2 separate regions of the Mus musculus genome follow, and region 1 is linked to region 2. Evidence: chromatin contacts called from ENCODE Hi-C or POLR2A ChIA-PET data. All regions are on one chromosome and are shown on one strand. Each heading gives the region's core, a stretch centred on a gene start or an enhancer-like site at or near the end of the contact. The rest is flanking DNA. Distances are from core to core; before and after follow the strand shown. Region 1 has its middle 16 kb from the start of Fam76a. Region 2 holds the start of Stx12 (syntaxin 12).

Evidence for each region. A loop is a pair of places that touch in the nucleus more often than their neighbours do. ChIA-PET counts read pairs that join two places held with the same protein, here RNA polymerase II (POLR2A).
Region 1: POLR2A ChIA-PET joins it to region 2 with 16 read pairs in embryonic stem cell. The contact joins the enhancer-like site here to the promoter of Stx12 in region 2. A Hi-C loop is called at or near these places in 1 of 37 maps with a recorded cell type or tissue (T-helper 17 cell). POLR2A ChIA-PET finds 5 or more read pairs at or near these places in 2 of 5 experiments (both embryonic stem cell).

The regions. Positions count from the first base shown.
Region 1 is chr4:132,937,139-132,939,838 of GRCm38, reverse strand. No RefSeq gene overlaps it. Among named protein-coding and RNA genes, the nearest start is that of Fam76a, 16 kb to the right of the region's middle. Within about 2 kb of position 1,423, at least 1 of the 3 ENCODE cell types and tissues checked has a DNase peak (open chromatin) inside an H3K27ac peak, as active enhancers do.
Region 2 is chr4:132,883,141-132,885,840 of GRCm38, reverse strand. Stx12 (syntaxin 12) reads left to right here and starts at 1,383. Exons shown (of 9, transcript NM_133887.4): 1 at 1,383-1,593. The coding sequence starts at 1,476. It also overlaps the pseudogene Gm13033.

The sequences.
Region 1 (2,700 bases), core at 174-2,673, 54 kb before region 2:
TGCCCCTCTTGGATGTAGTGACCCCCACCCTCCACCCCACTGCAGAAACATACCTGAGTCTCTATGGCAGGGATCACGAAGCTCTATCCCCCCACCAGCGTCTCATCGCGTGGCCCTAACCCGTCTGAAGCTGGGTCTCTGACCTGCAAGCCTCCCCATCCACTCCAAGAGGCAGAGAGTATAACAGCGATACCTTCTTTTGCCGCACGGTGGCGCCTCTCACGGACCTTCCTTCCAAAAGGAAGACCCGCGGCCTTCAGACCCTGTTGTTTCTCCTTCCGATTTGATGTGGGTTGGGGATGTTCTGATAAACTGAGACTAGAACCCTGCTTCGGGAGCCACGCCACATCCGTATCCTTTCTACAAGTTCTGCCCCCACCGGGTGGTCACACGTTCAGGTCGAATGGACCCAGTAATAGGTGTCTGTTAGCAGGGTCTGGTGGTTCACGCCTGTCATCTCTACACTTAGGAGACCGAGGAAGGAGGATTCCGGAACATCTTAGTGACTTCCAGGTCAGCATGGACTACAAAGTGAGACCTAATAATTAATTAATTAATTAATAATAATATAACAACAGTCGTCCTAGTAGTAGTAGTAATAGCATTAGTAAATAATGGCGGCTAGAGAGATCGTAAACTCAGTGGTTAAGAGTACTTATTGCTGCTATTGCACAGGACCTTAGGAAAGGTGTCTTAATCTCCCTTAAAATTGCGTTTATTTGGTTACTTTGTTTATTTGTTTATTTACTGGTCTGAAGGGGAGCACATGCCAAGGCACATGTATGTAAGTAAAAGGCCAGCTAGCAGCAGTAGCACACCTTTCGACCGTGTGTGCTCTGGGTATCGAACTCTCATGGTCAGGCTTCGCAGCAATCACCCTAACTGGCTGAGCCATGTTAGCCGGCCTTTTCCATTTTAGAGAGGTGGAGTGAAGTAGGGTTAAGGGCACAGGCAGCTGAAATGACAACTCTTAGCTAGATTTTGTGGCTCTCACAGCTTTACAGTCCATCTGCTGAAAGCCCTACCTTCGTATTAGTCACAGCCCAGGGCATGAAAGGAACCCAAGGATTCTGCCTCCTTAATACGCATGCATTCAGGCTCACAGGCAGGCGCCTTGGCAGAGGAGGGGGCAGCTTTGCACCCACACTTCCTGCCTCCTGGTTTTACCTTGGAGGAGAGAAGAAAAGCCGAGTTCCTGCCCGGAGCCTGAGCCTGCTGATAGATTGGAGCTGCAGCGAGAGAGCTCCTTTCTGGCTGGCTGAAGGCTGGCTTTTTATAATCATGTTGGATCCCCTCCACTCTGCCCCAGGCAGCCAATCCCCATCAGAGTTTCCATTTCCTGCACGATGCAGAGTTTTCTGGTCTCCTGTCTTCCAGCATCTGTGCCCTGCCTGCTGGCAGAAGATTGTAATTCAAGCCGGGGACCTTGGGAACAGCCAAGAGTATTGAAAGCCTGTCACGCCATGGTGGGAGCCACCGCCCTATTGGGCTTAGTGGAGCTGACCACCAGCTTCCCTTAGGGCACAAAGATCTTTCACAACCCAACCCAATTAACACTAAAAGCGTTTATTGGGCACTTGCTGCATGACAGGACCTGCACATGCTCAGAGCACTCTGTGTACATGAGGCCTTTCCAATTCCAAATGGTCTTACAAAGTGCCATAGGCTGTTTCTTTTCTTTTTTTTTTAAATTTATTATTTATTTGTTTTATGTATGTGGAGACACTGTTGTTGTCTTCAGACACACCAGAAGAAGACACAAGATCCCATGACAGATGGTTGTGAGCCACCATGTGGTTGCTGGGAATTGAATTTGGGACCTCTGGAAGAGCAGTCGGTGCTCTTAACCGCTGAGCCATCTCTCTAGCCCTCGTGGCAAGTACTTTTATCCACTGAGCTATGGCTCTGGTTCAGACAGAGCATTCCTGAAAGCCTTTGGGTGGTGCTACTTGCAGAAGCACTCTGGGTAATTTTTTGGTGAACATAGGAATTGCTGGAAATTAGAATTATTCCTGACCCCAAAGTAGAAAGGGTCTGATGTAGCCACCCTGCCACTGGGTGGATGGATGTTGCCTACGAGCAACATGGCCATTTTGGCCCCTACTGGCGGAAGGTTGGCCCTTTATTGGCGGTTGCTAGTTCAGCCCCCAGAAGAGAGAGCCTTAGCCGCTCAGCCCATTCAAAGCCCCATCACTGTCTCCATGGAGACTCTTACAAAGTCTACTGCAAAGGCAGGGGGCTGAGATGTAGAGGCTAGCTGACATCCATAGGTGGGAAGTGGCTGGGCACCTCCTCTGCACATGGACTCTGGTCAGTATTCATGTGCAACGGAGGGCCCAGTGCTTTGCACCCACTTCATGTACATGTGCCTACCCACGCTACTTTTCCCCAGCCTTTCAGTCCTGTTCATTCCATGCCCTTGACAAGACACGCATGTTGCTGGTAGGAGCTGGAGTATGCTTACTCCCACCCATCCGTCTCCATGCAGAGGATGGAGAAGTAGGCTTGTCGTGGTTACACGCCTGGAGGGACTCTCACAGTCTGTAATAGAATGATCTGTGTCCATCTGACTTGTGAATTGGATTCAACTCTTCCCCTCTTGTTATCAGTGGGTTGCCAGGAGCCCTCCTGGTAACCATTGGGGCAGGTCAAAGGTAAGCTGTCAAGACCACACTAGAGAGCCAGATCCTCCTGGCGTTT
Region 2 (2,700 bases), core at 134-2,633:
TCCACCTGAGTGTCCCTGATCTCTCTGATGGGAGAATATACCTCTTCATCAATTACCTGGTACTTGAGTTTTTCATCCTTGAAAAGGCATAGTTTGGGGCTGGAGAAATGACTCTGCAGTTAAGAACACTGGCTGCTCTTCCAGAGGACACAGGTTCAATTCCCAGCATTCACATGGCAGCTCACAGCTCTCTGTAACTCCAGGTCCAGGGGCTCTGTCACCCTCACAGGTACAGGCAAAAGACCAATGAGCATAAAAATAAATAATTAAAAGAGAAAGCAAAGGAGCAGTTTATGCTGTCTATCTGGAGTTTTACCATAAACATGGCTTATATGTCCACTCCATGGCCCAGCCCTCTAGTGAATATATGTCCTTGTTTCTGGTCTGTCTTGAGATACTGGTGGGTGAATTGCTGGCCGAAGAATGTGAATATCATATTCGAGCCCTGGGGGTCAAGGATGAATTTTTTTCTTAGAATTTTCCCCATAATCTTTTGAATCAGAAACCCTCTTCTTCCCTTTCACAGGATGGGAGTCAGGCAGTCATCTGTTACAGGAGGAGAGGCTCTGATGTAGTAGGAGAGGTTGGAGAAGGGTGCCCAGTTTTCGTAGGTGTGGTGCACATTGTAAGTTGGTGGGCTGTCAATCAAATGCCATCTGGCTGGCAACATATCTCATGACTGAATTCCGCAGGAAGGGAATGGTTTTTATTTGTTTGGAGTGTGAGTGGGTTTTCCGAGACAGGGTTTCTCTATGTAACCTTGGCTGTCCTGGAACTCACCCTGTATACCAGCCTGACCTCAAAGGAAGGAAATGTTAATCAACAATGTCCCAGAATCCCTTGAAGTGGGTAAGCACGGGGCACACCGTATTGGCGGATGGTTTCAGTAGTAACTTTATTCTTGCTAGAAATTTAGGTGTTGAACAGTTTTCACCATCGAATCCTGTCGGGTACAACTGCACGTGTACTGGTCCCATTCCATGCTCATGCATTCACCTCGATTTTGACATGGGTTGGAAAAGCAAGAACTTGCTGGGTGCCTGAACAACAGTGCCGCGCGGAGCAGCAGGATGCGGGAGCGGCAGGATGCGGGAGCAGCAGGATGCGGATGAGCGTGTTGGCGGCCGGAAGGTCGTGGAATGCGGGGCGCGCCGTCTGTAGACGACAGGCTGAAGAAGTCCGGTCCTGTACTGGCTTCACAGCTGGAGGAGTCGGGTCTTGCGAGAACGCTCACCGCCAGCAGTTCGAAAACTCTCAAGAGACGACCCACCGCCAATTCCAGCCGCACACGCGCACTGCAGGATGGGGCGGAGCGCGCGCATGCGCACCGCGATGGGCGGGGGGTCAGTGCGCACGCAGTCGCGGTCCCTTCCCCGCCCTTTCTCTTCCCGGTTTTCCTCTCAGCTGCTGGGCCCGGTCAGTGGCAGCTTCCGGTAGGAGCGCCGCGAAGCGCGACCCGGTCTCTGCTCACTGTCATGTCCTACGGTCCCTTAGACATGTATCGGAACCCCGGGCCGTCGGGGCCTCAGCCCCGGGACTTCAACAGCATCATCCAGACATGCAGTGGCAACATCCAGCGGATCAGCCAAGCCAGTGAGCGAGGGGACCCAGCCGGGAGCTGGGGGCGGCCTGAGGGACAGACGGTGGTGAAGCTGCCAAGTCGGGGAGCCCGGTCTGGGTCGCAGCTCAGGCCACACCTTGAGGCCGTCGCGAGCCTCCACTCTGGGCGCGGCGAGCTGCCTTTCCCTGGGTCGGCCAGGCTCGGGCCCTTTAGGTCCACACCCCTGTCTTAGGCGGTTAGAGTTCACGGTGTTGGGGGTCAACAGAGCCGACAGCCCCGATGGTGGGAGGGAGTGTGTGTCATCTCCAGGACTGTGAGCAGCAGTCTTGACTTGGCGCAGTGGTCAGCCGAGTTTTTCCTGTCGTCGCCGTCCCCCTCTCCCCACCCACCTTGTTTTCCTCAGTTCCGATCAGGGGGTGCTTACTTGGTTGCGACTTTAGGTTCACATTCAGCTCAGCGGTTGGGTCCTCAGACATCAGCAACTTTCAATTAAGGGAAGTGGAGAATGCGTGCGTTCGAGTGACTTAATACACTGTGTTTCCTGTAATTAACCTGGACGTCAGTCAGTGCCTGGCATTTAAGGGACGGGAGGACTGCTGCTTTATGGCACAGAATGCACCGGGAACATTTTAGGTTAGGTTGTCTTTGTAGCGAACGTTTTTCCCATTTCAAGCATGAAGATGTCCTCTTCTGCCTCCGTTGAGAGCTACTCTTGGCCACAATTACACACCAAGTAAGAGATGGCAGGGTTGGGCCAAGTCAGTTTGTAACTGCTTACCTTAAAACTCCCTTCTGTAGCTAGAGTCAAGTACAGGCTGTTTTTGAGTTTCAGAATCATCCCAGAGCCCTGTAAACAGAACAACAGAAGCAATTTTACTTTAAAAATGGTGACAACCATCTGTGTTGTTTATTATTCTGTTTTTTTTTTTTTTTTTTTTTTTTGTGAGCTTAGCTATACTGTTAATAAGTAGAGTCAGTTCTGAATTGCAGTTATGTCCTAAGCTTTAAAGCATAAGCTACCACTGTGCTTTTATTTTCTTTTTGAGACAGTTTTTTTGTAGCTCTGACTATCCTGGAACTCACTCTGTGTACCAGGCTGGCTTCAAAATTAGAGATCCACCTGCCTCTGCCTCCCAAGT